Regions from separate parts of the Homo sapiens genome. Here region 1 is linked to region 2. A link is an interaction called in ENCODE POLR2A ChIA-PET data of the cell type or tissue named here. Cell type or tissue: MCF 10A. All regions are shown on one strand. Links, peaks and the distances in the headings refer to the core of each region. The heading gives the core; the rest is flanking DNA. Region 1 holds the start of LOC105372884 (a long non-coding RNA gene). Region 2 holds the start of LOC124904500 (a long non-coding RNA gene).

Region 1 (15,990 bases), core at 4,739-12,738, 77 kb after region 2:
TGAGACTCTGTCTCAAAAAAAAAAAGAAAAAAAAAAGTCCTTTAAAATGATATAGGGAAGGGCCCCAAAATTGGAATTCAAAAACCTGGGTTCCAGTCTTGCCTCCGTGGGTAAGAACCTGGGTGAGTTTCAGCAGATCACTCCACCTTTCTAGGCCTCAGCTAACTCATTCATAAAATAGAACAATACGCATCTTACTTGTCCAAAGTCAGTAGACCAGATCAGTTTTCTGAGGTCCCCTCCAGCTACTAAATCTATGATACACATTTAAGGGAACACTCTTGATCTTGCTTGATAGCGTCAATCTTATCCCCTGGGGGCCTTAACCCCAATTCCCCAGCCTCTTCCCCTCAATTGTCAAGCGTGGGAATTCCAGATTTGTTATTAAAGCCTGTTGATGCCATTTCTCCTTCCAGATTAGCTGGGGGACACTCAGCCTTTGCCATAGAAACCATAACACAGGGTAGGATGGGGATGGCTGATTGGGACAACCCAACGGCACCAGCTCCTGAACTTCTTTCCCACCTTGGAGCCTAGAAACCTTTCTGGAGGCTGAGGCCAGGAGAAGAATAGAACCACAGGAAGAGACTCAGAAGGCCAGAGCTCCAGATTCATTTTCACCACATTCATCTCCATGTATTTCCTGCCTCCCTGGACAGAGAGGCACATGCTAGCAAGAAGGAAAGAGACATTAAAGTAGCCATAAGCTCTTAGCTTGATCATCTTGGGCTACACAAGTGACTTAGGTATATGCTGGGCCCATCTCCACCCTGAAGTATTTGTCGTTCTGGTTCCAATTTCCACATCTTCCCTTGATTTACAACTTGACCCCAAGTAAGTCCATAATCTCTGAATTTCAGAATCACCATCTGCAACAGAGCAGTGAAATATCCCAATCCTTCTTTTTTTTTTTTTTTTTTTTTTTCTTTTTTTGGAGACAGAGTCTTGCTCTGTCGCCTAGGCTGGTGTGCAGTGGTACAATCTTGGCTCCCTGCAACCTCCGCCTCCCGGCTTCAAGCGATTCTCCTGCCTCCTGCCTCAGCCTCCTTAGTAGCTGGGATTGCAGGCATCCGCCACCAGGCCCAGCTAATTTTTTTTTTTTGTATTTTTAGTAGAGACGGAGTTTCGCCATGTTGGCCAGGCTGGTCTTGAACTCTTGACCTCAGGCAATCTGCCTGCCTCGGCCTCCCAAAGTGCTGGGATTACAGGCGTGAACAACCGCGCCTGGCCTCCAATCCTTCTTGATCATCTGAAAATTATATGGGACTAATGAACTAATAGAATCAAAGAGAATTTGGGACTGTGGCAGAAAAACATGGTAATAGTACAGGAGTGGTAGTAGTAATACTAGTAGGAGGAGTCACTCTAGCAGCAACAGAGGTGGTAGGCAGCAATGACTGCCATTTATTAAGCATCTCCTATGTCAAGATCTGTGTTAGACATTATATATCCTCCATGTCTGATACGCATAGCAATCTTGCCAGGCAGGCATGGGTGGTCCAGATGAATAAACTGAGGTCCCCTCAGATCACATAATTCATCGAAGGCAGAGTTGTGCAGCACAGGATACTGTGGTTGGTGTGGAGACATGCAAAGGGGGAGAATGGGCCTGTTTTAGTTAATTCTGCGAAGCTACAACAGGGCAACTGACACTTCCTTCAGCCCCACCCTGGGGAGGGGGTCAGTACATATTGTTTGGTGATATGAGACTGGGAAACCTCTCACTGGTGACTAATGCAACTGGATGCCAAAGTCCAGCAGGATTAGATTAGTTCGGCTCAGCTGGTCCCGTCTTCTAAGTATTTTTTTCCCATGACTCAGGGCTGGGAGTAGGGGACAGGATTCTCTTCCTCCGTCTGACCTTGCAAACATGTCACTGAAAAGGAGCCTGATCTGACAGCATCACTACCCCAGGGAGCCAGGGAAGAAGTGGGGTTTTGGGGAAGCCTCAAAGATATCAGTAATAATAGAAAGCACTTGCATGCCAAGCACCATATTAAGCACTTTTTACACATGATTTTATTTAATCCTTACAACAAATATGCAAAGTGCTTATTACTACCCCACTCCACAGGAAAAAAAAAATCGAAGTTCACAAGTTAAGTCACAATTGTAGTAATATTTAAATGCACATATGCCCATGTGCCCAAGCTCTGCACTCCATCCCTTCCATGAATTATTTCTTTATGATCTATTTTTTCCTTAGCACTTATCACCCACTAAACATAATATATATTGTGATTACTTACTTTGTTTGTCTGACTTCCCACATTCAGATAATTTCCATCAGGGCAAGAATTTTTTTTTTTTTTTTTCTTTTTGAGATGGAGTCTCTCTGTGTCCCCCAGCTTGGAATGCAGTGGTGCAATCTCAGCTCACTGCAACCTCTGCCTCCTAGGTTCAAGCAATTCCCCCACCTTGGCCTCCTGAGTAGCTGGGATTACAGGCACAATGCCGCCATGCCCGGCTAATTTTTGTATTTTTAGTAGAGATGGGGTTTCATCATGTTGGCCAGGCTGGTCTCGAACTCCTGACCTCAGGTGATCAGCCCGCCTCGGCCTCCTAAAGTGCTGGGATTACAGGTGTGAGCCACCATACCTGGCCAGGGCAGCCATTTTTGACAGTTTTATTTTCTACTGCTTTATACCAAGCTCCTGGCACACAGTACATATTCAATAAATATCAGTTCAATAATGAATTATGTCATTTAATCCTTACTGTAATCTTATGATGCCGGTACCAGAACTGTCCTCATTTTACATTGAGGAAATTAAAGCTCAGAGGTCACACAGCTAGTAGGATGGAGTCAGGACTGGATCTCTCCAAAGCCCCTATACTCTTTGTTATGCAAATTGGTCCCTACCCGAAGGCAGGAGAGTGGACCAGGTGGTCTTTGTAAGTCCCTTCCGACTCAGAGATCCAGGTCCATGTACAAAATCCACAGACAGGCAAGGCTTAATGGTGTAAAAGGGTCTGTATTTTCCTAAAGATAAGACCTCTGTAAACACCAGCACCTTGGCCTCTTGAAAATTTTGCATAGCCTATTTAGGTCACCTGTATTCTGTGAGCTTGAATCATTACGCCCATCCCACCCATCCATAAAACACAGTTCTCTGTGTTTCACCTGCTTGGCAATAAAGCCCCGAGCTGCAGGAGCTCAACCTTAAGACTGCAAAACAGCCAGCTGAATACACAGCCTGAGGCCTCATACAAGAATTGTCCAAGATTGAAGTATATTAGAAACTACACAAAAAGTACAAAAAATAAATGAGTCTTTAGTTTCTCCCCTTTCAGAATGACTCTGGGAGATCAGGACCTCCTTCCCTGGGGTCTGCTGGGGATCTGGACAGAGCCGACATCTCCTGTCTACACCTGCCATGGTCAAGCAAGGAGATGTGCTGGCCAGAGTGTGTGTGTCAAGACGGGTGGGAGTGGGACATTCTGTAAATATGCCCCTTTCTTGTGCCAACCAAATGCAGCCTTTCCCAGCTTTCAGAAGACCAGTTCTGGGGACCCAAGAGGCCTATAGAACAACAAAACAAACAGCGAGCTTGGCGGCGGGAGCCCGGGCAGGGAGCCAAACTCATTACTAGGGATGTGGTGGTGAGCTCCCTGAACCACCACCCCACCCCTTCCATGCAGGCTCTGGGGAAGGGGAGAGGGTCTCTACTCCCCACCACCCCAGTGTCCAGCATTGCTGAGACGCCTGGGCGAGTTAGGGTATCAGATGGGCGGTCTCAGGTCCCAGGAGAGCCACTAAGTCTCTTAGATGTGGACCTGCAGCTCCGGCTGTTTACTCAATCAAGGGTTCATACTGAGAGACAAGTGAATCATTTCCACTCAGAGGAATGAGTGGCTATTGTTTGGTGGGGCTGGCACAGAGAGAAAGGCATGTTTCTCAGCTTTTCATCCAACTTGGCCTTCCATCCGCCAAGGCAACTCCACCCCACGAGAGGAGCCAAGTAACAGGTTAGTGTGTTTGGGGAGAAAGTCTAAATGCCAATGTCAATATTGGCATTGGAGGGTGGGGGTGAGCATATAACCTTGGGCAAGACATTTAGTATAGCTACAGCTCAGTTTCCTACATCTGTAAAATGGGGTAAAGATGCAGGGGCGATCAGCACCCTCAGTTGAAGTATTTGAGGAAGATGAAAAGAACCACGGAAACGTATCTTGTAAACAGTCAGTGTTATCAAATAACTGAGTAATAACCCCAGGGCTGAGGAGAGTTAATACTTTGGTGCTCCTGATGGATTCTTTCCAATGCCTAAGCTGCTACTGCAAGAAGCTCACAGTTTTCCTGGCTTTGCTTAGTAAATCGTTTGTGCGATTACAAAGAGAAGAATAGAATTGGGACGTCAGGGCTTCCTGTGGGCTGGGGACTGGAGACCTTGGGTTGGTATGTCCCTTAGGGAAAGGCAGAAAGAATTTTCCTTTAAGAATTTCACAGGCATTTCAGCAGCCACCATTAGCTAATGGGAAAGAAGGTAGTGCCAGAATAGGCCGGGGCCCTCCCCAGAGCTTGGAAAGTCTCTGAGGATTTGCAAAAACATCCCAAGAGTCATACAGAGACTGGTGGGGGAAGCAGTGGTTCCCTGGGCATTCTTTCCTGCTTCCCCTGTTATACACAAGCCTGCATCTGATCCAGGTGAAGCAGATGGCTGTCTGTACTATTCTGGGGCCCTCCAGGCAACAGTGTAAATGCTGTCCCCTTCCTCCAGCCAACATTTCTGAGATTACCACCCCACCCTCTTCCAGATGTTGTTAACCAGAAAACAAACTCCTTTCCTGTTACCCACCAGAAGTTGTCCTGTTTCCTTGACTCCTCATGCCACTGCCACGCCAACCCTCCTCCTCCCCTCACTGACCTACCCAACACATCATACCTTCCTTCCTTCGCAACCAACCACATCAACAGGAGTCACCGTTGGTGTCTGATTCTATTTCAATTCGTACAAATAGATGTCTGGCATAGAATAGGCACCCAATACATTTGAGATCACTTTCATGAGCACCTAATGTGTATCTGGCAGTGGGGATGGCGTGATGAATGTGAAAAGGAAGGCCCCTGCCCTCAAAGATCTGTGAATCTCAAGGGAGGTAGACACCTTAACAGCTGCTCCCTTGCCAGATGCTGTGGGGTCTAGGAGGGTGCCATGCATAGTGGTTGAAGGGACAGAATAAAGGACATGTCACAATGCTTGAGCAGCAGAAGAGGTTTCTGGTGGGGATGGAAAAGAGAGCCAGCAGCATCTGCTGCTGTTTAAGGTCCCTGGGACTAAGAGGCTAGAGAGCCTCGGCAAAACACTACCCCCCAGCTTCTGTGAGGAGCCCTGCAGGGATGTGAAACCTGGGTTGAGGCGGCAGTTTAGCAGCTGCAAATGGAAGGAAGAAACCAAAGGAACTTCACCCTAACCCAAGATAGTCCTTCCTTCCATTGTCCTGGCATCTTTCACTTGCTCAGCTTGACTTCTTCCCTCTTTTGCCCCATGGCATGAGCTTGATTTGCCTCCTGTCTCCGCCCTGAAACCTGGAAAATCATGTAAAATGAGTTTCCAGTTCCTGTTGCCACTCTTCCTCCATCTCCATCTGCTTTGGTGTTTGCACTTAATCTCTATCATCTGGACTCCCACTGCCTATTCTTAACCAGGAGGGATGCTGTCATGAGGAACTGGACCCAGACCCCAGGATAACCTGCTTTTCCCTCCCCTACATCTGGCCCTAGGCCTGCCTGTCCTCATCATCCAGGCCATGCCTTGCCCTGTCTGTGCCAAGCCCCTCCTACCTGACCCTGAGGGGCTTTCTGCTACACTAAGGGCAGGCTCAAAACCAGCCTCATTCCAAAGCCCACACCCAGGGGACCTTGGTCTTCCCTTTTCTGCTCCTCTTCTCTGCCTCAGCCTGTCCTCCTTCATCGCACGCTTTGCTGACAGAGCCAGAGAAACAGTGGCAGTATCATTGAGAAGATCTGAGATTTGATGCAGGAATCCCCTTGACAGCACCCTGGTTGGTGACCATCCAGTCTCTGCTTGCATATTTCCACTGACTAGGACCTCATTCCTTCCTGGGTCAGCTCTCACCATCACGGGACAGTCTGGCTGTAAAAAACGTCTTCCTTATATGAAGGGGAAAGCTGCATTGCTGTAACGCCTACCCAGTGGCCCTGTTCTGCCCTCTGGGGCCACACTGAATAAGCCTAATTCATCTTCCATAGCTTAATGGATAAGCCAGCAGATTGTAAAACCAGGTAATCACATTTCAAGTCCTAGCTCTGCCATTTTATTTGCTGTGTGACTTTATTATTATTTTTTAACCTTTCTTGACCTCCATTTCCTCATCTTTAAAATGGAGGTGATAATAGCACCTACCTCATAGAGTTATATAAAGAGTAAATGAGTTAACAGATATAAAGCTCTTCAATAGCATGTGACACATAATAAGTGCTCAGTAAATTATGTTATGTAAAGACAGCTGTTCTATGTCCTGCTTTATTCACTTTTTCCCTTCACATAGCATGATTCCCACATCGATCCAGCTCTTGTTTATCTGGCACTTGAGTTTGCTTAACACCCTCTTGCGATGTTATCTCCAAGGTAAAGTGGAGTCACTGTGTCTCGTGACATAGAAGCTGTTCTTCTATTATCATGATGAAGACTAACTTTGTTGAAGCAATATATCACAGAGTTGGCTCATGTCAACCTCACGGTTCGCTAAAATCCCAAGATCCTTTTCACTTGATCTCCTTAGGGCTTAAAGCCTCACAGGGCTCTCCCTCCCCTCTTACCTGTCCAAGTCTTCTGAGCTTCTCTGAATGTTGGACCTTCATTGCATATGCTTTGTACCTTCTCAGTGTGGCACCCAAGGTCTAGAATGCCCTTCTCTCCCCCAACTCATCAGTTCATCAGTTCTTCTGTCTCATCTAGTCTATAAGCAGACCCTGGTAATCTTCCTTTTCAGTAAAGCTTTGCAGATTGATCACACTATAGTTGCTGTTTTGTTTGAATTCTTCCACCCTTATGGTGAATCTTTGCATGTCTTCTTATCACCTGCAATGCACTGACCCTTAGCTTATGCAGCATTGCACATATAGGTTTTTTTTTTTTTTTTTTTTTTGAGACAGACTCTTGCCCTGTCGCCCAGGCTAGTGGCGCGATCTGGGCTCACTGCAACCTCCACCTCCCAGGTTCAAGCAATTCTCCTGCCTCAGCCTCCTGAGTAGCTGGGATTACAGGTGCATGCCACCATGCCCTGCTGATTTTTGTATTTTTAGTACCGACAGGGTTTCACCATGTTGGTCAGGCTGGTCTCAAACTCTTGTTTTTGTTTTGCTTTGTTTTGTTTTGCTTTTGAGATGGAGTCTCACTCTGTTGCTCAGGCTGGAGTGCAGTAGCATGATCTTGGCTCACTGCAACCTCCACCTCCTGGGTTCAAGCGATTCTCCCACCTCAGCCTCCCAAGTGGCTGGGACTACAGGCATGTGCCACCACGCCTAGCTAATTTTTGTATTTTTAGTAGAGACGGGGTTTCACCATGTTGGCCGGGCTGGTCTTGAACTCCTGACCTCAGGTGATCCACCTGCCTCGGCCTCCCAAAGTGCTGGGATTATAGGCATGAGCCACCGTGCCCGGCCTCACATACAGGTTTTGGGGACTTAACCTTATTCTGTCTGTTCCTTCCACATGTTTGCAGCTCAGAAGGCAGTGGTCTTGTCTAGGGTGCTCTCTATGCATCTTGCAGAAAGCAGTGTATAAGCAGCTATGTGGACACAGCACATAAGAGCGCCCTGTGGTCCTATCACTTCTAGCAAGTCTCTGCTTCCTCTAAACTTACATACACAGGGACATCCTGTTCCTACAGACCACAGTAGATGAGGGCTGGACAGCCTGACAGACGCCGGGAGAAGTGAGTAGTTCTGACGCACCCGGCTTCCCTTCCCTTTCCAAACTCTTAGCTATTTTTTTTCTTTATTTTCCTTCCTGTGTTGAAAGAGCTATGGGGCCTGGACCATAGTAGGGTTTCCTGGGGACATTCCATAAATTCTTCATGGGTTATTTCTCTGGAGAGGGGTGGGAGCAAGTAAGCTGGTAGATGGGAGGCCAGCAGGGGCCTGGGTATGAATGTCAAGTACCTCAAAGCAGCGTGGGTGGGAAGGAAGGGTGAGCTGCACAGAGGAGGAAGGAGGGGTGTCATGAGCTCATAGAAACCGCCAAAGAAAGGCCAAGCAAAGAGTGAGAAGAAGCAGCCAAATCACAGGTCAGAACAAGCTGTGGGTAACCACGCCCCCAGCTTTGCCCTTGAACCTGCTGACTGGTCTCCACAGTAACTTGTCCGTCAGGGTTTCAATAAGGCCAGGAGAACTTGGCCAACTCAGGTGTGTGACTTGGATAGATGCCAAGCAGCCCCTAGTGTGTGCTGTGCACGATGCATGGAGATATGGGGAAAGTCAACTCAAGGTCCCTTTGTATCTGGTTGGGTCCCTTTTCCTTTATTCACTTCTCATCCATCCATCCATTCAGCAAACACTGATTCCTTAATTCACATCTAGATCTGAAGAGAGTGAAAGCACTGGCCCCTAGCTGACCTCTGTAGCAAGCCTGGACCTGAAGATCATTCTCAGTCTCCCTCCCTGGGCTCTAGAGCTACTTCTTTAAGTAAAAATGGTGCCAAATTGGGTGTCAAGGCAAGAAGCAACTTGTCCTAGATCTCTATGCTTGGGCAAGTCAATTTTCTTCTCTGGACCTCAGTTTCCCTGTCAAATAATGAGAGTATTGGGCCAGGCAATCTCTAAGGTTCCTTAAAGAATGGTTCTATTTTTCAAAGCAGTTTTGAAGCCTATCCCATGAGTGAACACTCGGTGACAGGATTAAAGGGGAAGAAGGGAACAGTCCAAAAAGCATGACCCCTGCCTTTCACAGAACTTTCAAGAGAATCAAGGAGACAGAATGACACACATGACCTGGAGCAGTGACTGAAGGTAGGGGAAAGGTGCTCACGCTAGCCTGTGTGGTTTCTGCTGGCCCTTAGAGAGCCTGTGTGCCATTTAGGAAAAGGTGGTCCCTATGGGTAGATGACTTAGTAAGAGAAGTCCCATGAGCAGATGTTTATACCACAGGGTACATGATGTGACAGGGAGAGCTCAGGCTGGATTTCAACTCCCACTAGGCCCGTTAACACAATCCTCCTAGGCCAGGCACAATTTGCTCAACTGGATATGGTGACCCTGGCTGAGCAGGGAAGTAGCCGGCCTCAGGGTTCCAAGCTGAATTGCTTCTTGGTAGAAGCCACTTTTAAATCTTAGCAGAATTTCACACAGCAACTCCTTCCCTTCCCATTTTGGAAAAGCAAATGCAAGGACCACATTCTTTCTCTCTTCCATGTGCCGAAAAGCCAAGCTAGGGTCCCTAGTCCCAGGCAGAGTGGAGGGCACAGAAGAGGAACATGTAGGAACCTCTACAGCAAGTGAGGAAATGGTTAAATATCTTTGGTATCATGAGAACCAGAAGAAGCCTGGAGGGTTTAGCACTGCTAGGTGAACCCAGACCAGTTCTTCTCACCTCCCCTGGCAGTAATTCAGAACAAGCAGAACATAGAAATTCTTCCTTGGGCTCACTCCAGGTTACCCTCCTTCCACATTTCCAAACAACATCCCTCCCAAGGCTCTAAATGGATTAGGAGGAAAGAGCTCCAGGGTGATGTCAACATCAAAGGGTGAGATGCAGTGAGGTCTTGCATGTTCCTTGATCCACAGGTGCTGGGACCAGGGAAAGGTGGCAGGAGGGTAAGCTTGGGAAAAGGGATTAGCTGAGACCGGAAAGAATGTGGCTGCTCTAATCCCACATAATGAACCAGATTGTGCGCCCTCTCTGCACCCTAGGCACTAGACAAGCTGGTACAAGCTGTTGGCTTCAGCCTGCTGCACAAGAGGCCTCCCATGCTGCCATCCCCAGACAGCCTGTGCCCTCCAGCTGGCAGAAGTACCCTGGGAGGCGCAAGGTAAAATGTCTACTTCCACCTGGCAGCTTACATCTGGGTGGGGAGCTGGGAAGGGAAGAGTCTGTGATTGCAGGAAGAGGAAAGACTGGAGAATGGTGTTTTCTTCAGGCATCATATACCATCAGAGAGCAGCACCCACCGTTTACCCCAGGTCTTAGAATTGGGACCAGTAATCTGCTTCAACCAACTTCTCTGAATTCAACAAAGACCAGTATAATCAAGTTTACAGGTTCTAGGGAGGGATTTGCGATTTTGGAGATTTATAATGCACATAATCAAAAACTTAGTTTTGCTTGATTTGGGAATGAAGAGCAATTTTTTTTTTTTTTTTTTTTTGCTTTTGCAGATGTACCTTCTTAAAGTTTTTTCTTAAAGTTTGGGAAATATTGAAATACGCTTGCATTCCTTACATACCCAATGACTGATGGCTGGAGGAAGTAGCTAGAAGCTAAGTCACAAAATTAACCCCTTCTTACCTCCCCATTTCACCTTTGTTCCCCAAGAAAATAAAGTTGCCTATAGTTAAATCTCCACCAATAGCTACCTTCCAAGAGGGACTCTTTGCTGAGGAGGTGAATGGCATTGGAGCATCTGAACTCATAGACTCTTACCTTTTTCAGCTTGCCACTCTTAGTCCCCACAAAAACCACGCTGTAGCCGTTGTAAACGTAGGAGGCCACAGAGGTCATGCGGTCCCTGCTGGTGGTGTACAGGGTCAGGCCCTCCACTGGAGTTGAGCCTCCCAGGGGCTGGTTGATGTCCAGTCCACAGAAGTTATCATCGATGGGGACAGGCTGGAGGGAAGCGGAAGGAATTGGGGTGAGTAACAGTGGAGGCATGGTGAAGTCTCTACACGACCCATATCCACAACTTCCAGCCTTAGGACACCAGGCCTCAGAGAGGCAGACATGGGAGTTCAGGGGCCCTAATACAAGCTGCAGACAAAAACTTCTCACCAGCTCACCCACAAATTCCATGTTGGTTCTTATGAAGCCAGATGAAAGAACAGGCAGCAACCTTCCACTCAGCTGGCGTCACCTGTATCTACCTTTCTGCCAGGAGAACCAGGATCAATTTGTAAAGCTAAGTGCCTGAACTCATTTTCTATTTATTTTAATGTTCCTCAGGACCATGGCATTCTGTGGGATCTTTCTATTTCAGACAAGAGTTCCTTCAGTGGATAATCAGTCTAAAGGCAACATTACAGGATTTCTACCAGCCCAGAAAGGGTTTCTTGTTTGTTTCTTGGGCTGTAGGGTCTCCCTTTGGGTGCAAGAAATTTTAGGCCATTCAACTATCCAGTTGTTTAATATTTACCAGCACGTCACTGGAGCCAACCATGGGAATTCTAGCTCCCTACTATCTTTCCATACTGGAAAGAGATCAGAAGTGTCATAATGATATCGAACAGTACCTTATACTTTGGAAAAGTTAATCTACCTATGCCTCAGTTTCTTCCTTTGGAATAATACCTGCCCACCTTTCTGATAGAATTGTGAAGGAACAAATGAAATAATGCATGCAAAAGATTTGTGTTAAGTTGTCCAACTCTTTCCACTATTGTGCATTATAGATCTTCAACAATGTTTGGGTAAATATAATTAAGAGAGAATTCTGGAGGTGGTGTCCTTCATATTTCCAGCCTTTAAGGAGAGTGGTGGTGTGGCTCCATAATGTATCTGTCAGCAGCGACTGGAGCATGTTTGAAAGAAGATCACCTTGAGCAAGTGAAAAAAAAATTGTGGCCGGGCACGGTGGCTCACGCCTGTAATCCCAGCACTTTGGGAGGCCAAGGCGGGCAGTTCACGAAGTCAGGAGATCGAGACCATTCTGGCCAACATAGTGAAACCCTGTCTCTACTAAAAATACAAAAAATTAGCCAGGCGTGGTGGTGTGTGCCTGTAGTCCCAGCTACTTGGGAGGCTGAGGTGGGAGAATCGCCTGAACCCAGGAGGCGGAGGTTGCAGTGAGCCGAGATTGCGCCACTGCACTCCAGCCTGGGCGGCAGAACGAGACTCCGTCTCAAAAAAAAAAAAAAAAAAATTGCTGGAAAGAAAGTAGGAAGATCTTGATCCTATCCCCTGTTCTGCTACTAACTGGTTGTGAAAACTTGGACAAGCAGGGTCCTCTTGTAGGGCTCTTAAAGGGAATGTTAAATTGATGATTTCTAAGGTCTCAAGAAAGATCTTAGGTCTCTCATCTAAAAAAGAATGAAAGACAAAGACCATAATGCTTCCTGAGGCAGGGGCTGCTGAGGGGTTTGCATTCTGTACACAGTGCTCAGCACGGGGCTGGGTCAGAATGAGTGCTCTGACATGGCCCAGTTAATGGCACAATGTGGAATCCTGTGGCAAAGGCTGCAGGCTCTGGGCCAGAAAGAGCCCCGCATCCTGTGGCAGCTGTTCCTTCTGGGTCTGTGAAGGCATCCCAGAGGAGGAAGGAAATGGCTATCGTAGAAATCATAGAAAGCAGCAGAACAGCCTGCCCCCATGCTCCCTTCAGCCTCCTCTCACCCTCACCAGGGAAGAGCAGGCTGACACACCATCACTCGTTGACAGCCTCATTTCTTTGGAATAATTGGTTTATAAGTTATGGCATATGATTTTTTTTTTTAAACCAGGGACTTCCGTTCCTTTCTCTTCTCAGTCCCAAAAGGAGCAGAGACTCATTTTTTGTGGTTCCACAGTGTTTTGTAGAGAGCTGCTGCTCCTGTTACTGGTAGGAATGATGGTGCTGCACTTGTGTGTGTATATTCTTCAGGAAATAAAACAAATTTTTAGGTTAAGATGACTTTTGAACCCGGGATAATATTGAGCCCCACAGAGCAGAAGGAATGAGTTTCTCAGGAAGGGAGTGAAGCTGTGGTGTGCTGAAGCCAGCTGTTAGGGAATAACTGTGCATTCAGTGACATCCCATGATGCTTGAAATCAGCCAGGATAGGTGTATTTATACCATGGCAATTGGCAGAGGCTACAAACCAGAGCACTCCTCTCCCTCCCCTGCCTGCATAGAGCCAGTTATTTAATATTTACCAGCACACCACTGGAGCCAACCACGGGAATTCTAGCTCCCTAGAAAGGCAGGTCAGAGTTATCAGCTACACTTTTTACATTGTGTGCTTCTCTTCCTCATCTCATCCCTACACTACACGCAGCTACTGCCCTGGCTAAGATGAAAGTGATCCAGATTTTAGGCCTTTCTCTACTGAAACCAGCTGTGTGACCTTGATATGTCATGTACCATGTCTCAGCCTCAGTTTTCTCATCTGTAAAGTAAAAGTATTGGAACAGGTAATTGTCAAGCTTCCTTTGAGCTCTAAAAGTCCTTAATTTCATGGCTTCCATTTCTTTCCCACTTTCTGCAGGGCTGGTAAGGCCACAGAGTCTGGGCACAGGCGTAGCCCAAGTCAGCTTTTGAGAAATGATGACAGAAGCAAAAACCTGGTAATCCTAGATTTTGCTACTGTCTTATTGATTCTAGTATCTCCAGAACTATTAAAAAAAAAAAAGATTTATTCTCAGCCTAAGCCCTTAGGATTGGCTGGAATTTCTTTCCTCCTCAAGTTGTTTTTCAATATATTGTTAGATATTCCCAAACACCTGATGCACCTTTACTTTTGCTCAAATGGTGAGAGCTTGGTGTATGGCTTTCCTTGGAAACAGAAGGGCTCAATAGAGAGAGACTGGACTAAGAAGTAATACAGCCGAACTAAATTCAAATCCCCGCTTTATCACTTATAGCTGTGGAGATCTGAGCAACTTACTTAGTCTTTGTGAGCCTTTGTTTTTTAATCTGTAAAATGGGGAAGATAACTCTTGCTTTATGGGGTCATTGTGAGGAGCAAGTGAGATAACACTTAAATTGCCAAGCTTAGCCTTTAGGACTAGCTGCTATTCAATGAGTGATAGCCCCCTTCTTCCTCTCTTTTCTGGGATCAGAGCTCAAATTTTTGATCTGAGATTTCCATGTTATTCCAGAGTCATGTTAAAATCAAGCTCTGGGACCACAGCTTCTTTCATTTATCCTTATTCCCCTCTAAGGCCACCAAAATATTTCTGGGTCCCTGGGTCTTAGTTCTTTGGAGTATCAGGGTCTTTAAGGGGCCATTCCTCTTGCAGCCCTTGCACCAGAAGGGTGTGGTGCTGAAGGGGTGGAGGCAAGGGGCTCTCCACTCTAAGGTCCTGGCCCCACTCACTGTCACCTCTCTCCCAGTGCCTTTGCTATCCTTTTGTAACTAGCCCAGGCTTGTCCCTCTGCTCTGGAGCAGAGAAGAGTGTCATCTTCCTCTTTCCTCTGGCTCAGAAGCAGGCAGGAATCAGCAGTTTCCTCCTGACAAGGCCCCCTCTGGGTTATGGGAACTAGGCTGGACTCTGCAAGCATTTAACCCTTACGGAGGGTTACATTTCCTCTCCACCTCTCCACATTGGTTACGGCCAGTGGCCATAAAATTTTGGCGTTAAAAAAAAAAAAACCAAAGACTATCTAGTCTAGCTTCCTCATTTTACAACAGTAAGATAACTAAGAAAATAGCTGGCTCTTTACTACTGTGATTAATATTAATAATCATAGCGGCCCATTTATTGAATGCTTATTATGTTCCAGGTATTGTGCTAAGCACTTTACATAAATTTTCCATTTGATCCTCATAATAACCATGAAAAGAAGACAATATTATCTCTATTTTAAAGACGAAAAATTTACAGCTCAGACCAGGTACATAACTTGCCCAAAGTCACACAAGGAGTAAGTGGTAGGACTGATTTTTAATCCCCATCTGGTTTACTTCAAAGCCTTAACCACGACTCTTCTACCACACCAAGCAAATGATGACAGGAATAGAAGCGTAGCCTTGGAATGATGTTTTCTTGCTTCAAGTACTGGTGCTTGGTCCCAACGGCAGGCACCTTCAATTTAGAGTACTCAGAAGGTAGCCGTATGGGCCCCTTGGTCTCATATATTTTTTTCTAGGTTGCAGATCCAGAGCCCTCAGCACTGTGTACAAGAAACCTACTTTTGCACTTCTCACACTCCCTGTTAACTCCCTGTGTAATAATAAACCTAACATTTCCAGGCATGGTGCTAATCTCTCCATGTATTATCTCATCTGATCATCCCATGAGCTAGGCATTATTATTTCCATCTCACAGATAAGAATGTAGAGATGCTAAGGTGCTTCTGAAGAAGGCAGGAAGAAACACAGATGGAATTTGAAGCCTGGCTTTTGTCTCAGAACCTCAAACTCTGAGCCACTACATTATGTTGCCAGCTGTCTCTAGCTCTCTCTCTCTTCCTCTCTCTCTCTCTCTTCCCCCTACTAGATTATAAGATCTGTGAGACTAGTGATCATGTCTTTTTTTTTTCTGAGACAGGGTCTCACTCTGTCACCCAGGCTGGAGTATAGTAGCACAATCTTGGCTCACTGCAACCTCCACCTCCCATGCTCAGGCCTCCAGAGTAGCTGGTACTACAGGTGTGCATCACCACACCCAGCTAATTTTTGGAATTTTTGTAGAGACGGAGTTTTGTCATGTTGCCCAGGCTGGTCTCGAACTCCTGAGCTCAAGCAATCTGCCTACCTTAGCCTGCCAAAGTGCTGGGAGTACAGGTGTGAGCCACCGCACCCAGCCGATCATGTCTTTTTATGTTTGCAACCCCAGTGCCTAGTACAGTGCCAGGCATTCAGAAGATCTTCAATACTACTTGTAAATGAATAGAGGGATGGGTAGATGGATGATGGTGGATGAATAAAGAGAGGGATGAATGGATAGATGGAGGGCTAGGTAGACAAATGGATGATGGATAGATAAAGATATGGAGACATAGATTAAGGGAGAAAAAAGAGGGATGAGTGGATAAAGAGATGGATGAAGGGATGGAGGAAGGGATGGAGGAAAGAATGAAGGGAAGGATCAGGGACAGATGAATGGAGGTTTAGGTAAATAGGTGAATAGATGGATGGATGGATGATGGATGGATGGATGGATGGAGAGATGCATG
Region 2 (15,990 bases), core at 4,018-12,017:
AAAACATAAACCACCTTTCTTCTATAACTGAAGTGAGATGTGTCCCTAAGGGAAGCTACTTGGAGAGTTACGGGAATGACCAGGTATCTATTCCATCTAGTTGACCCCAGAGAGAGAAACTATTTAAAGCCTATGTTGTGTGTGCAGCTTCACTCTGCACTGACGTCTACCAACATTGCCCCGTGGCCACTAGATGTTAGTCTAGGGCCACTGGTAAAGAAACTGAACTTCATAAAAAGTAGAACCAATCCAGTGGTTGTCAGAATAGAAAACCAAGTATCACACGTTCTCACTTACAAGTGGGAGCTAAATGAAGGGAACTCATGAACACAAAGAAGGGAACAACAGACACTGGGGCCTACTTGAGGGTGGAGGGAGGGAAGGGGGAGAGGAGCAGAAAAAACAACTATTGGGTACTAGGCTTAGTACCTGGGTGATGAAATAATCTGTACAACAAATTCCCATGACCCGAGTTTACCTAAATAACAAACCTGCATATGTACCCCCGAACCTTAAATAAAAGTTGTTTTAAAAAGTAGAACCAGGCCAGGCACGGTGGCTCACGTCTGTAATCCCAGCACTTTGGGAAGCCGAAGCGGGCAGATCACCTGAGGTCAGGAGTTCAAGGCCAGCCTGGCCAACATGGCGAAACCCTATCTCTACTAAAAATACAAAAATTAGCTGGGCGTGGTGGCGGGCGCCTGTAATCCCAGCTACTTGGGAGGCTGAGGCAGGAGAATCCCTTGAACCCGGTAGGCAGAGGTTGCAGTGAGCCAAGATCATGTGATTGCACTCCAGCCTGGGCGACAACAGCAAAACTCCGTCTCAAAAAAAAAAAAAAAAAAAAAAAAGAACCAGAGATACCCTATGTTTTAGGCAAGCCCAACTAAAGAGGGTTGAGAAAATAAATTTCCTATACATGTGAGGCCTTCTTTCTTTCCTATACATTCAAATATTGATTTAGCTTGAATTATAGGGAGAGGAAATTGTCCACAGCTAGGCCAAGCTGGTGTCACAGCGTCCTTAGTGGCCAGGCACGGCAGTAATGGTATAGGCCACAGCTAGAGAACGAGGGCAGAAGCTCAGAGAATGGGGTATAGCCATGACATTCGGGTATAAACACTGGTCACTTTCTATTTAGGCTATTCAGTGACTAGTATCTCCGGTTTTCTCAATGGATACTGTGAAAGTCTCAGAACCAAATTCATTATTAGACCCAAATTCACTTCAAAATGTAACAATAACTATACCAAATGGCCTTTTGTGTAGGGCCATATTTCATGAAATAATATAATGTTGCCACTCTAAAAAGGTCAGGCATTGTTTATTAACGATGCCCAAGAATCTCATTAAATCCGGGAGGTGAGGATAACAGGAACTAACACAATGCGTTTGAAGTGATCTGTATACCAGTGAAGGCTGGTCTGGGACCAGAGGAGCAGTTTGGACTTCCCATGGCTACTGCCCTGAAGTCCCCATGCTCTTTGAAGGGCTGTCATCCACTGCTCAGCATCTCTCTTCATTCCATCTGCCATGGGGAAGGCACTGGTTAGATTTACCCAGCCCTCAGATTCCTTCCTCCATCAGAATTTACCCCTTGGTTCATCCTTGGCAAACAAATAAGTGATCCCAGGTGAGAGAAATCGCATTCTGAGAAAAGCAAGGTGATGAGAATTTTCTCCATTAATCTGGGCATGCTCCAATTTGCACTAGGAGCATACATTTGCATGTTGAATTCCAGAAGCCCAATTCGAAGCATATTAGATAAAATAAAATTAATTCTTGTAATCCTCTGTGATCATATTCAAACCGAATATTCTCAGCTTGGCACACAGAACAGGTTTGCCTGCCCGCTTTCCTCTGTACTTTTCTATTAAAATTATTTTCTCAAACACCTGATTGAGTTCTGGCTGCACAAATGGCCCTGGGAGGGGATAGGCTGCTTCCAACCTGCATCCGCTCCCCAAGTAGCTTAAAGCCTGATGGGGGAAGACACCACATGGATAGATCCGGACAGGCAGTTTTACCATAAGAGTTAGAGAAATTCAGAGGACTGAATTCACTGTGATTGGGGTGGATTGAGATGGTTTTGAGCTCTGTTGCGGTCACAGGAGGAAAGACAACATGGAGATGGCAGCAGGCAGATATTCTGACCTTTGTGCAAGTTCAAAACACCTGCATGCTCTTTAGTCTGTACTGCATCCCCTCCTTCCAGGGAGGCTGGCAATGAGAGAGACAGCTCCTTAAGATGAGATGGTTAGCAGCTGAGCCCAGCAGGCCTCAGGGACTTGAAAAAAGGCCCACGACCATGAACGATTGGTGGGTGGGTCTCAGAGGGTGACAGCAGTGAGCAGGAGGCTAGCTTACCCTAACTCTCTGCAGAAATCTGTTAGACCCTGGGAAGCAACCTTGACCCCATGGGGTGGTTTGGTTCTTTCTGGCTCCCCCATGAGGAAACCACAGGCTTTTCCTGTGGTTCTGGAGATAGGGTCAGTCACAGACTATGTGGGCTTAGCTTGCCTGGGGGAATCAAATAGACTTTCTGCACACTAGTCTCTAGTGGTCCATGATCCAATGACTGCCCAGTGCTACCAAGGCTTGTATTGGAAAACTGAAGATCTTTTTAAAAAGATGTTCAATTTGTTTGTTGAATGTTTGCTGTGTTCTAGGCACTATGCTCATGAAGCATCTCATTTAATCCTTGCAAGAACCTGATGGAGTGGATTCTAGCATTATTGACAGTTTTTCTAAGAGGAAACCGAAGGCTTAATGAGGACAGGTAACTTGGGGAAGGCTGATGCTTAGGAAGGGTAGTGCCAGGACTCCAGATGTGCCTAACACAGAGCCTATCCTCCCCACCATGCCATCCTGCCTCCCAACAGTAAGCAGGCAATTTGGAAGCGTGTTCAGAGCCTATGGTATCTTCCTGCCTGCCCTGCCTTCCCAGAGCACAGGCCCTGCTCTCACTCTCTCTTCTGCTACTCTCCTCACCTCCCTACCTCAGAAGCACTCCTGAAAGGAAGCACACAAGAAGAGAGGCAGGCACACTGTGTCCTGGGCCCAGGGACAGGTGACCTTTCCAATTCAGCACCTTTATAAAACTTACCTAATGAAGTTAAGAGGAAAAAGGAATTAATGAATAAACGAAGGTTAAATCACTCCCTGCAGAAAATTGATGCTGACAGCAAGGGCCAAGAAGAGAGCTTGGGAAGCAGGGAGCTGACTTGCACAAGAGGCTTTTAAAACTCCTTTCTCCAAATTTGAGGGAGGCATAAGGCTTGCCAATTCCAACATGGGCAATGAAAACTTTGGGAAGTCCAAGGAGATGGCCTGAAGAAAATGGAGTGAGAAAGCCATACTCTACCTTGGATGATTGTTTTTGCAGAAGCTGATTTGGGTATGATACACATATGTGTGCATGTACACACACATACATACACATACTCCTTTTATTTACTCACAACCAGTAAATAAAAGGTCACATTTATGCTGTATACACCATTAACTCCTGCAGCCAATCAAGACATAGTTTGGGTCTGCCTGGCTCATTCCTGGCCTTCCAGGGACCAATGTGGCATGTCTTCTTGTCAGCACACACTTGTTAGCCTCCTGTCTCCTTGTCACCACTACAATTGTCCCTATTCCCAACAGCCACCCTCCACTTCCCGAGGTGCACACCTCAGTCCAATTGGCTCAGAGGAGCTGCAGAGAAATGCATGGCTGGTCCCAGGGAGAAAGAGAAGGAAAAGCAGAAATAGCTGCTGGCCATGGCCAGCCAGCCGGGCTGGGAGCTGATGTAGGGAGTAGAAGAGGATGAAGGGAAAAGGATGAAAACAACCTGGTAAAGCTCAAAAAGTTGGATGAGGGGCCAAGAGAGAGAGTATGCTGCTGACTTACGGAGTAACTCCGGGGCAGCCACTCGCTAGCCTCAAGCTCAGTTTAGCTGCTCAGTAAAACGGGGTGAGAAGAAGAGGCCTGCAGGAGAGAATCTGCAGTAGAAATCCCCCCTGGCGGGAGCAGCGAGTAGGGAAGATCAATAGCTCTGACTGCCCCTCCTCTCTGTGCCCACAGGTTTTTAGGAATCTGATCATGAAGACAGGCAGGCTCCGAGGGCCCAGCACAGCCTGCCCATCTTGCAGCATGATTCTGCCTGGGAGTCAGGGAACCCACACTGGCTGATGGAGGGCTGGGAGAGCTGCGGGGAGCCTGAGGGGCGGGCAGAGAGATCCGGAGCCAAGAACTGACTAGATCAACCAGTAAATAAAAGGTCACAATGATTTTTCCAGGCACCCAGGGAGAAGCAGACAAGAGAGCCCAGCTGACGGCAGGAGCTGACAACTGGCAAATGAGCCTCCACAGTTATCTGTTTTCCTTCCTTATTCTTGTCTCATAAGACAGAGGCTAGAAATAGATGCAACTGGCAGATGACTTAAGGATGAAAAATGGGCAACGTGTTAGTTGTGGGGGACTCCATGGTAGTGAAAGAGGGAGATTACCTTGGAGGCAGGGAGAAAACACAGGGCTTAGCTAGAGCCATGGCTGAGGGTTTGGCTCTCACACTGTCCCAGGCATTGTATAGGGATTTCACCTTCTCAGCAGTCCTATCAGGTAGGTATTATTGTTATCCCCACTTTACAGAAGACAAGACCAAGGCTTAGAGAGGATACGCTAGGCCATATCAAAGAGTGATAGAGCCAAGATTTGAATACAATTCTAATTGCCTCCCAAGATGAGGCCTTACAGTAAACTAGAATGCCTCCTTTTCATAGATATTTTCCTTTGTTTCCTTTTTCCCCCTCCTCTCTTTCTTCCTAAGCTCCAACAAGTGTTTCCTGTTTCTTTCTTTTTTTTTTTTTTTTTTTTTTTTGGGATGGAGTCTCTCTCTGTCCCCCAGGCTGGAGTGCAGTGGAGCGATCTCGGCTCCCTGCAAGCTCCATCTCCAGGGTTCACACCATTCTCCTGCCTCAGCCTCCCGAGTAGCTGGGACTACAGGTGACCGCCACCATGCCTGGCTAATTTTTTGTATTTTTAGTAGAGACGGGGTTTCACCGTGTTAGCCAGGATGGTCTCCTGACCTCGTGATCCACCCGCCTCAGCCTCGCAAAGTGCTGGGATTACAGGCGTGAGCCACTGCGCCCAGCCCTAGTGTTTCTTGAGTACCTACTAAGTACCAAATGCTGTGGTATCTCTTGGGGAGACAGAAGCAGCCCAGACAGGCAAGGTCTCTGCCTGTAATAAATGCTGCAGAAATGATACAATGAATGCCTGAAATGGGTGCACTATCTCATTTCCTTTATCCTCTTTCCATGAACCTGGGATGGGCAGAGATCTTCCTTGCTGTACAGTCAGAGAAATGGCTGTCCTGAGGGGAGGGGATTGGCAAGGTTACAACGGGCTTCAGCACTGGAGCTCTGCCAGAGCTAGCATCTTTTTTCCTGATGATGTTACTTAGATACAGGGTATGTCCAGAGGACCTGCTGGTGAGCTTGCCACAGAGAGCACCAGGGGCTGGGTGCATGATGGCTTCCTACCAAGTTCTATGTTGTAGCAGCTGGGGCTGGGGGAATCCCTCTTAGGAAAGGTGGGTGGATTGAGCCCCCCTGAAGGCTGCTCACCTGCATGCTGCAGAAATTCTGTGAGGATGGATGCCTCCTAATCCTTGCCTTCAGCTCTGCCAGTATCAAGTTTTGGGAAATAGTCCTTGAATATACCAAACTCTCTCACACTCCCAAGCTTTCCTTAACTTGAACAATATTTCTTTGCTTTTTTATTCCACTGGGTGAGCCCCTCCCCTCTCACGATTCACCTAGAGCATCACCTCCTCCAGGAAGCCTTCCTTGACTCACAGGCTATATTGGGTGGTGCCCTCTCCTGTAATCCCAGCACTCTGCATACTGTATTGTAACTCACTACTTACTTGTCTATTTTCCATATGTATGTGTGATAGTGCAAGGATAAGCTCTTTGCTGTGAGCACAGTTGGTCCTCAAAGGCTGTTTGATGAGCTATTTAATGGCTAAGTGGCTAGAACATTTTTTTCATCTCAGTTCATTCTTCCCTCTCCTGTCTTCCTTCTACCTGGCTTGCATCTCTGCCCACCTCTTTCTTATAATTAAATATTAGTTGAGGGACAGAGGCTGAACCCAGACTGTTTGCTAAGTCACCAACAGCTGATGACACAGTCAGCCTTCTCATCACCTGGTGGGAGTTTCAAACCCCAACCTGTTTGCAAGGTGGGGACCAGTCATAACTGGGGGGAACAAGGTGAGGTGAGGGAGGTAACTTGAGGCACAGTGGCAAAGGCTCAGGGAACTTAACCACAAGGCATGCACTCTATGAAGTGGAGATTGCGGCTGAAAAGCTGAGTCCCTGAGCTGGCCTGCTACAGAAAGATCAAAGGGCCAGCTGGAAATGCAGCCAAGCTGGGCTCTAAAAACAGTGTAAAGCTGGGAGGAGAAGGGCTTGAACACACATTTCCCCCAGTGGGTACATGCAATGGCATATGAAAGAGCCTAACACTAACATAGTGAAGACACTAACACTAACATAGTGTAGACACTAACACCCCCAGAACACACAGGAACGTTTGCTCTCATCTCACTCACCAACCCCACCAACTTCTGTTCTCACAAGCACATGCATACTCGAACCCAGGTCAGCCTCCGAGCGCTGTGCACACAGCCTCCATTCCATACACATTCATGGCTAGAAGGAATGCACCCAATGTCATTGCCGCAAGGGGCATTCAAACACATTTTATCAATGGGGAAAATGAGGCTCCAGTTGACCTTGACTCAGATGTGTGGTGAGTGACTCTTGATGATTGGCACAGGCAGACTCTTACCTACTCCTCCCCGGCCACTCTCCCATCACCCCTCTGCCATCCTGCCACCTCCCTCCCGCAACAAACTCCCTGGCAGTTCAAAGTTGGATTCCAAATTTTGTCCCTAGGATCAACCCCATTGAGAAACCTTATCTGACAGACAGCATGTGCCAGTGGCTGGCCAGAACTCACAGGTGGTGAGAAAAAGCCCCCCACATATTTCTGTAAATGAGTACAGCTGGTCACTTCTGGCTGAGGAGTTCAGAGGCCTTCACTAAAGAAATCAAAAAGTGGTGGTCAGCTTCCCACTTCATGGGAACCCTGTGTTCACAAAGATGTCCCTGGATAAAAGGCCTGAGAGGAGCTGTTCAAGCCTGAACCATTTGTATGAGAAATCTGCTGGGGTGGAGACCAACACCTTTCCCCTCCCTCAGGGGCACCCAGAGCCCTGGCCCACATACAGAGGGACCTTGCCAAGTCCCGGCCACGCACCCCAGGACTTCCAATTGCGCTTGTCTCCAGGGGTTCACTGACTTCCCCTTTGCCTCTGCCCCTCTTCCTGATGCATGGTGCCGCTCTCGACACCTCTGAACCTGCATCTTCACACTACAGAAACCGTCCTAGTCATCAGTGGATGGCAGTAACTTTTCATGACGGCTCCTCTGATGTTGCCATCTTTCGTGTTGATCAAAACAACAAAACGAATCAGACTCTCGGCATCTGATTGAAGCCTAATTGGAAATCCAAAGTGGCACTAAATGTTATGGTCTAAATAAAACACATTCAATTACTGAAACTCAACGCAGGGAACACAAGGGAGCGCTCCTGGAAGGAGCTGAAAAGCAGGCTGCAGAGCTCTGGGGTGTCATTCCGGGGCCCCCTGTGTCTGGCTGGATAAGACTTAAGATGGGGAACACAGGAGGCTTTCTTGAGTCTGAGAACCTCTTACTTAGGGCCAGGGATTGAGCTGATATGGGTTTGCATGGTTCACACTTGAAACAGCACCAGAGAAGCTGAATCGGGGCTTCAATGCCTCACATGTGTTCTGCAGCTGCCCTCCTTGAAAAGGTTTTTCCTTTGCCAGACCGACGAGCTTTGGATGGGGGTAAGAAAATATGCAGAGGAGTCATGATGTCTCCCGCTGGGGTCTCTGCATGGGCTCTCCTGGTGCTAGGGGAGGGCGAGCAGTCCAGGAGCTTTGCAGCCACACAGACAGGCTCCTCACTCCCGGCTATGCCTCCTAAAAGTCATAGACACACCTAGCTCAGATCCCTCAACATTGCTGCACCTGGCCTTCCTCATTTGTCAAACGGGGGAGATAATACCTGTCTTCCCAGGTTCTTGTGAAGAGGGGAGATCATGCTCGTGAGGCGCTTGGCTGGCTGCGCAGGAGAAACTCCGCGGTAACTTCCTGGGGCGAGGTGCTTTTTCTCCCTGCATTCTGACCACCTGCAGAGGCATTTCCCCTGACTGTCCATGTAGGGCCCGGGGCAGTGCTTGCTTTCCTTTATTGGTTTTTTAAACTAAACAGTGCACTACTCCAATCTCCTTGAAGGTGTCAAATGAGGAGTTACTGAGTCTGTGCTGGCCTCCTGGAGCCCAGAAAGCCGCCTCTGAACCCTTTTCCTAACTGGGAGCCGGGTGTGGGGAGAGCAGGAGGGGAGGAGCCTTCTGCAGCCACAGGGCAGCCAGGGGGCGCTGTCTCAGGAAGCTGAAGAGGTGTGGATTTGGCTTCAGAGGTGTGGGGTGGAGTCCCAGCCCTGCTGTTGGACAGCTTGGTGGCCCTGGGCAAATTACTTAGTCAGTTTGAATTTCAGTTTTGTTATCTGTTAAAAAAAGGCAAGGACAATAATACTTATCTCATAGGACTGGTGTATTAGCTGAGGCCATGTTTGTAAACTAAAATAAGAAAAACACGGCAAAAATATTAGTTAGATTTCAACACAGCTTAAATAAGGTAGGGCTGAGAGGCAAGGCAGGGTGGTTAAGCTTTTTTTAGGTGTGGCTGTTTGCAAAGCATGACCTGCAGGGCTTGGCCTGATGATGATGTATGGGGGCACAACTGTAAAAATATAATTACTACTACTACCATTTACTAAGCGGGTAGTAGGTTCCTGGTACTTTTCAGAGTGCTTTTTATGCATTAATTAATTTAATCTTCAAACAGATGCCATAATTATGCCCATTTTACAGGTGAGGTAACTGAAGCACAGAAAGGTGAAGCAACTTGCCCAAGGTCACATGGCAGTAAGCAGTAGAGCCAGGGCTTGAACCCAGGCTGGCTGCTCCCCATGGCTGTCAGGAAACTACTGATAGTCAATCATTGTCTGCTTCTCCACATTCGGCTTGGTATACCCTTTCTTCTCCGGAGTCACTGCCCCCTCAGACCTCTCATCTCCTCTTCTGTAAAATAAAGGGCTGCTCTTCACTAGAGAATCTCTGGATAAACCAGCTCTGGATTCTTGTGTTAGGGAGAGGGTGAGTCCCCCGAGTGACCCCAATTAGGGAGGGAACCAGGACAGGTCCCTTCCTGGTGGTATGCGTTTATGAGTTACTTTAATCATTGAATACATAGTACATCTCTTCTACAGCATTGCTCTGATGTACAAATAAATAACCTTATCTTGTGATTTATCTATACATCATTGCGCTTCTCCAGAATTTGACCACCTTGAGGGCAGGGATTCTATTTTATTTTTTGCTATACAAAAGCATACGTAATAGTGCTATTGTTGCATTGAAAACAGCAAAAAGAAATCAAGAAGGTACTTATCTTCCTGGCAGCCCTATTTAGAAGGAGACTTTTGCTGGAATATTACTTAGAAAGACAGCCCTATCTATATCTACATATGCAAATGACTTGTCAGTGGACAGCTCTATGCATTATACATGGTCAACACTTAATGGTCTATTGAATGAATGAGTCTGCATATGCAAACAATATGCAAATCTTTCCCTATTTTAATTTGACCCTTCGGAACATCTTCAGGAACTCTCTTGGGCCTAGGTTGTTTTAATGTTGCTAATTAAAAGTTTTTAAACACAGTGTTCACTCTTGTCTGTGCTGAGTGAAACTGTTGTCAAGTTGGGAAAGGATGCTGGGCTAGACCAGGTTACTCAGGATTTACCCTGATTCTTCTGGTAATTCAGATGATGGCCTAGGCAAATGACTTTCCTCTCTGGAGGCATCAGTTTCCCCATATTTAAAAGAATGAAGGAGGGTAAGTTTCCTTCTGGTGAGACACTGTAACTTCCCATCTCCTGGTCATAGGAACATGATTCTGGGCAGTCAGTGTCATCCTTCAGCAATACCTATCTAGAAAGAAAAATCAAATCCCTCATCAAGGATTAGAGAGTCTCCAACCCCCTTGCCCATTTAGAGAAATGAGGTTTTTGGCACCACTTCTCCCAGCCTGGGCATTGTATTCAATCATTTCTTTCCAAACCAAAGGATTTCAAAATAAGAGGCTGGAGTTTTCTCTCTTAAATACAGCAAGCCAAGTGTCTGATTAATAGGGTGGGTTTGCATTGCCTTTCCCTCATGTGAAAATATTTATTTAAAAAAAATACTCCGATGAGAATATTAATAGCCAGAGAATCAGCTCCCTATCAGCCTCTTTGTTCCTTGACATTTGAAATGGGGGAAAGAAAGAGGAAAAAATCAAAACCCGGGTTTGAGGTGGTCATTGTTGCCTGCACCCACAGCCCCGGGAGGTGGGAGGCAGGACTCCGCCCTTTCTTTGGGAAAGGCACTGATGTGAGTGCTCAGCTCCTGGGCCACACTGGGGTCCTGCATCCTTAACCAGAAACACATGTGCATCAAAGCCTTGGATTGAAAGTGACACATTTTAAAACAAAAGTGCAGCAGCAATTCGCTTATCCTCACTTTCCTAATCCGCAAACTCTGTAATTCTCCCCAAAGTCCCTCAGGCTCAACTCTCCTCCCTGCCCCCTCACATTCCCTCCTCCCCAGAGGCTCAGCCAAGGCCTCCCAGCCCAGGCAGAAGGGAGGTCTCCTGTTACTGAGTCCTTGCCCGCCTTGTAAAAATACACCTTGGCATGCTCTGCCTGCACCCTGGGAAGCCTTATCGCCTGGACTAAACAAATGTGCACAATCAAAATAATAGTCTGAGATGTCAAAATAAATGAGCAGGGGACATCTGGAAGTGTGACTCCCCACGTTTTTTCTTTCCCTTCCCCAAGGTCTTTAGGTGCCTTAGGGACTTAACAGTTCAGTAGCTTTGGCTACAGGTAGAAGACTTACTGCCCCATGTATCACAATAGCACCTCTGAAAAGGATTCTTATTTTTGGTTCTAGATCCGGGTTAGTAGTTGACAGGGCCTCCTCCAAATGGAGGAAACCACAATTAGTTTTCTGGTGCAGCTGCTGGACATTGGTGGATGGTATGCTAAGGGTCTGGCCTGTCCTTCCATCTCTCCCCAGATACTGCGTAGGGTCTTCAAACAATGCAGAGAATTTCTTAGGGGGTGGTGGGGGGTCTCTCCTGCATTTAAGACCTTCAGGAAAGGGTGGCTTTACAATCTTTCCAAATAATTTTTGTTTCTGAAACTCCAAGCTGACAGTCTCCTTGCCCCAACTCTTTTAAATTACGTTAAACAGATGTGGTTAAAAAGCCAGTTTCCTGTAATCCATGGGGATGAGGTCCCACTCCCCCACATACTGAAGGTAAGTCACTGAGAGGCCTGCTCCTGTGCAAGATGAGACAATATTGCCACAGGAAGACTGCCTGGAGAGCTATTTATAAGCAGCATACCCTCCATGGGAAAATTTCCAGGCAGTGTGATCCTGCTACTGATGGATTCCTGCAAACCCTTCCTGAAAGCATTTTCAGGGCCCACAGGCATTTGATAGACCTCAGGTAGGACTTACACAACCTTCAGCAAATCAACAGCAAGCTTTAAAGTTGTCAGTACTTCCCCACATGTTTGAAGAAATCAGTCCAGCTTTGATGACTCCAGCTGGGCGTTGGGTGTTGCACAATGCTGATGGGGCAGCTAAACAGGGTGCTCTCTGGGCCTCGTCTTTCTTATCTGGGGTCAGAATGGGTGCTCTCTACAGTCCTTACCAGCTCTGATGCTCTGTGATTCCATGACCTTGGTAGCTGGGGAATCATGTTCTTAATGTGTGTTCATGGACCACACGCATCAGAATCACATGGGTGTTGGGCAGCAGAGGGAAGAGGCAAGCAGACCGACTGCGTGACTGCCAAAGCCAAGTCACAAAAAGGCGATGCAATTTCTACCTCATTATAGGGAGTACTCACTCTTGGAGTCCTCAGCTGCCACAAGCAAGAATTCTGACTGTCTTGGGGGCCGCCTGCTGTCAGGAAGCCCAACACACATGGCAGGGACTTGTCTAAGGCACTGTGGTCAACAGTCCCAACTGATCCCAGCTTCCACTTCCCAGACATGTAGGGGGAGAAGCTTCCAAATGATTCTAGCCCCTTGTCCTTCTAGTCAGTCCCAGCCATTTGTGTCATCCTAGCAGAGGCTGCAGACATTATAGAATAGAGATGAGCCGTCTTCAGTGCACCGTATCTGAATTCCTGACTTACACAGTCTTTGAGCATAATAAAATGTGTTTTTAAAAATATCCCCAAACCTGGGGGTGGTTTGTTACAAAGCAGTAAATAACCAGAACAGTGTGCCAACTACTAGTACATCTAGGACATTCGGAACTGGGGTCTGAATGTTCACTACCTGGAGAGTGGCAGACCCATCTTTCACAATGAGCGTGAGACTTTGTTACTTACGTGGAGAAACCAGAAATGAAAAGCCCCATAGGTATTCCCTTTCTGGCCCGGTGTCCATGCATGCAGCCCCAGGCTCACAGGTTCCTCCTCCCTTCTCTCCACAGATGCCTGCTATCCTGGCCTTCTGGCCTCACACATCGGCCTGGGGCTGCCTGCCTGTATATTGAGGGGAGCGGGACTGTTTAGTCTGCCAGGCACATTCCTGGATTTTTAAAATAAATACCAGATTATGGGAGACTCAGCTCAGTGCTGTCATTTGGCCAGGCCAGAGGCTTCTGAGGCAGCGCTTGGGAGTAAGCAGGAGGAATGGCAGTTGGAGGCCACTGCCTGAAACTGGGAACTCTGTGCCAGCCATAATTTGTGGTGGAGATGTTTCTAGCCCTTTCTGAAGTTCCAAAGAAGTTCTAAGACTACTACTAGTAATAATAATTACCACCACCTTTTGAAAACACTATGTGTCAGACATGATGCTGGGTGATTTATATGCATTCTCTCAATCCTCACAACAATTGCATTAGGCCCATTACACAGATGATCAAACTGAGGTTTAGAGAAGTTGAATAACATTATCAAAACCATATACTTAGTAAGTGTCTATGGAATGGAGGTTGGCCTGACTCCCACGGGCCAGCTCTTAACATCTATGCTATTTTGCCTCTCCAGGCCTTGAAGTAGAGAACAGAATCCCATGCCCCAGCACCCACTCCAAACACACACACCCATCACCATCCTTTCTGCTGTTCCCAAGGCCCTTTCCAGTCTGTACGGAGCCATTCTCCACTGTGACTCCCTTTTTCCATTTCACCCTTCGCTGGATCATTTCATGCCTCTATTCCCTCTGCTAATGCAAACTAATTAAAGTATAAAATAGAATAATTGCTTCCATCCCTATACTCTTTTCCCATCCACCCTGTGTATAGATTTATACTCCTTTTCTAGGAGTGGCCAGCCTGACAAGTTGGGTGAAAACTGGGGCTATCAAGTTTCTTTTCATCTTGTTGCTTGGTTTTTCACTTGGCTCATAGCCTGATTTTCCCTTGACTCGCTGTCTGACTTCCATTACACACTGAGGATATGGGAGCAACTTGTATGCATGCCCATAACATCTGCTGATTCGCTGTCAGTGAAGCTGGGGCAGACTTTCTAGGAAAGAGCCAGGCATCCTCTCAGTGGAGCACCTGGGCAATTAATAGGATTGGGGAATCAGTTCCCAAATTTTCCCCTGGGACTGGCCGGTCTTAGATCTATTAACAGTACATTACCATTGACTTGTTAGGCAGTGACACTAACGACCCAACACTTACTAGTCCTATTTCTTAATTACATTTAATTAATTAATTGAGAGTGAAAGAGAATACATGAGTGCTATATTGGATTGTTCTAGCTCTGTGGGGAGATGAAAACCTCTCTAGGCAGAATGTAAGACCAGAGACTTGGTTTTACTCTCACTATGTGTTCCACTCTCACGGCCCCAAGAATATTACATGTGTCATGTTTGGAGGATGGGTGGGGGAACAGAGAGGCAAGGGTTGGGGCAGGGTGGAAGACAGGGATGAGAGTAGGTTGCCCAGAGATTTGTTTTAGAGCGAAATGATGAAAAACCCATTCCCATGATATCTTAAAAGGTCTCAGGACTTTTAGAGAACTTGAAAGTCTTAAATTGCTGTCTCAAAGTAGGAAAATAGACAACTTACGATGATTCAACTTATGGTTTTTTTACTTTACAGTGGTGTGAAAGCAATACACATTCAGTAGAAATTGTACTTCAAGTATCCATGCAGCCACTCTCTCCTTCACCTTCAGTACACTCTTCAATTCATTACATGAGATATTCAACACTTAATTATAAAGTTGGCTTCGTGTTAGATGATTTTGCCCAACTGTAGGTGAAGATAAGTGTTCTGAGCATGTTTAAGGTAGGTGAGGCTAAGCTATGAGCTTGGGAGGTTAGGTGTATTAAACATGTATTTGACTTACAATATTTCCAACCTACAATGGCTTGAGTAGGAGGCAACCCCATCATAAGTCGAGAGCATGTGTACATATCCATAACCAAACCAGCATTCCAGCTTTCTCTACAATGTTGACCCTTCAGCGAAGATGCTCATATGAGCACATGTGGCCTCATAAATCTCTCCTTAAGAACATTATGCTGACCGGGCGCAGTGGCGCACGCTTGTAATCCCAGGACTTTGGGAGGCCGAGGTGGACGGATCCCTTGAGCCCAAGAGTTCGAGACCAGCCTGGGCAACATGGTGAAACCCCATCTCTATTTCCATAAAAAAAATTTTAAATTGCTCTGGCATGGTGGTTCATGCCTGTAATCCCAGCACTTTGGGAGGCCAAGGCAGGTGGATCACTTGAGGTCAGGAGTTTGAGAGCAACCTGGCCAACATGGCAAAACCCCGGCTCTACTAAAAATACAAAAATTAGCTGTGTGTGGTGGCATGTACCTGTAATCCCAGCAACTCAGGAGGCTGAGGCAGAAGAATCGCTTTAACCCAGGAGGCGGAGGTTGCAGTGAGCCAAGGTCATGCCACTGCACCACAGCCTGGGTGACAGGGCAATAGTGAGACTCTGTCTCAAAAACAAAACAAAACAAAATAAAAAATTTTAAAATTAAAAATTGAAAAAGAGAACACTGCTTTTGGTTTAGTCTCAGGCCCATCTTTTGTGCTTTTGGTATCATCTTCTGGAGAGAGACAGAGCAGAGTCCCAATCCTAGGACCTTAAACAAATTTCTATAAGATCTGAAAGAGACTTTAGAGTTAGATTTATAATCTCCATCTTTACAGATGAGGAAACTGAGACTCTGAGAAGTTGAGGGCCCAGGTTACCCTTGAAGTCAGAGATGGGGCCAGGCCTAGAACACAGATCTCCTGGCTCAGGCTGAGGATGACTGGGTGTGTCATGTCCCCCTGCCCCCTCTTCATCACACACCATCTCTATACTCCTGAGAAATGGGATCATGAGGCATGAGAGCTAGAATGGGCCATATAGAATGTGGCATGTGGGGCAGTATAAAAAGAAATTCCCCCTTTATTGTCTCAGCTGAGCCTCACACTGACCTTGTGTGAGAAACACTGAGGTTAAGTGACTTGTGCAAGGCCATTCAGATAGAGAATGGTGAAATGAAGTCCAAATCATACCCATGGACTTCAGATATGGTGTTATCTGATGCAACTCCTCTCAGCTATAAAAGAGGAACCAAAGCTGTCAGAGGATTCTACTATCAGTGATAACACAAGCTGGACTAGAACCCAGGACATCTGACTTCATTTTGACAGATTATTCTCCTGCCACACATTCAACTGCTTCCTTGGAGACATCTGAGCTGTCTGTGAGTACTTAACTCACAGCCGGCCTCAGACAGATGGGCCTCCTGAGCTGTTCT

What was found. Peaks named below come from ENCODE experiments on the same cell type or tissue, not always from the same donor. Only the 100,000 strongest peaks of a DNase experiment are listed, where the experiment ranks them.
Region 1: POLR2A ChIA-PET joins it to region 2 with 12 read pairs; 3 of 35 experiments call an interaction of 5 or more read pairs at or near these places.

The regions. Positions count from the first base shown.
Region 1 is chr1:208,199,676-208,215,665 of GRCh38, forward strand. It overlaps PLXNA2 (plexin A2), which reads right to left. Exons shown (of 32, transcript NM_025179.4): 3 at 10,605-10,787. LOC105372884 (a long non-coding RNA gene) reads left to right here and starts at 7,115. Exons shown (of 5, transcript XR_001738428.3): 1 at 7,115-8,974; 2 at 9,875-9,993. RefSeq lists a silencer at 1,649-1,943. In MCF 10A, for the core only: no CTCF peak of the experiment used is centred there; DNase peaks (open chromatin) are centred at 8,106, 8,616 and 9,746.
Region 2 is chr1:208,123,853-208,139,842 of GRCh38, forward strand. The region is part of intron 4 of PLXNA2 (plexin A2); the gene reads right to left. It overlaps LOC124904500 (a long non-coding RNA gene), which reads left to right and starts at 2,670. Exons shown (of 2, transcript XR_007066851.1): 1 at 2,670-2,779; 2 at 4,072-9,889. In MCF 10A, for the core only: a CTCF peak has its summit at 8,522; DNase peaks (open chromatin) are centred at 8,539 and 11,749.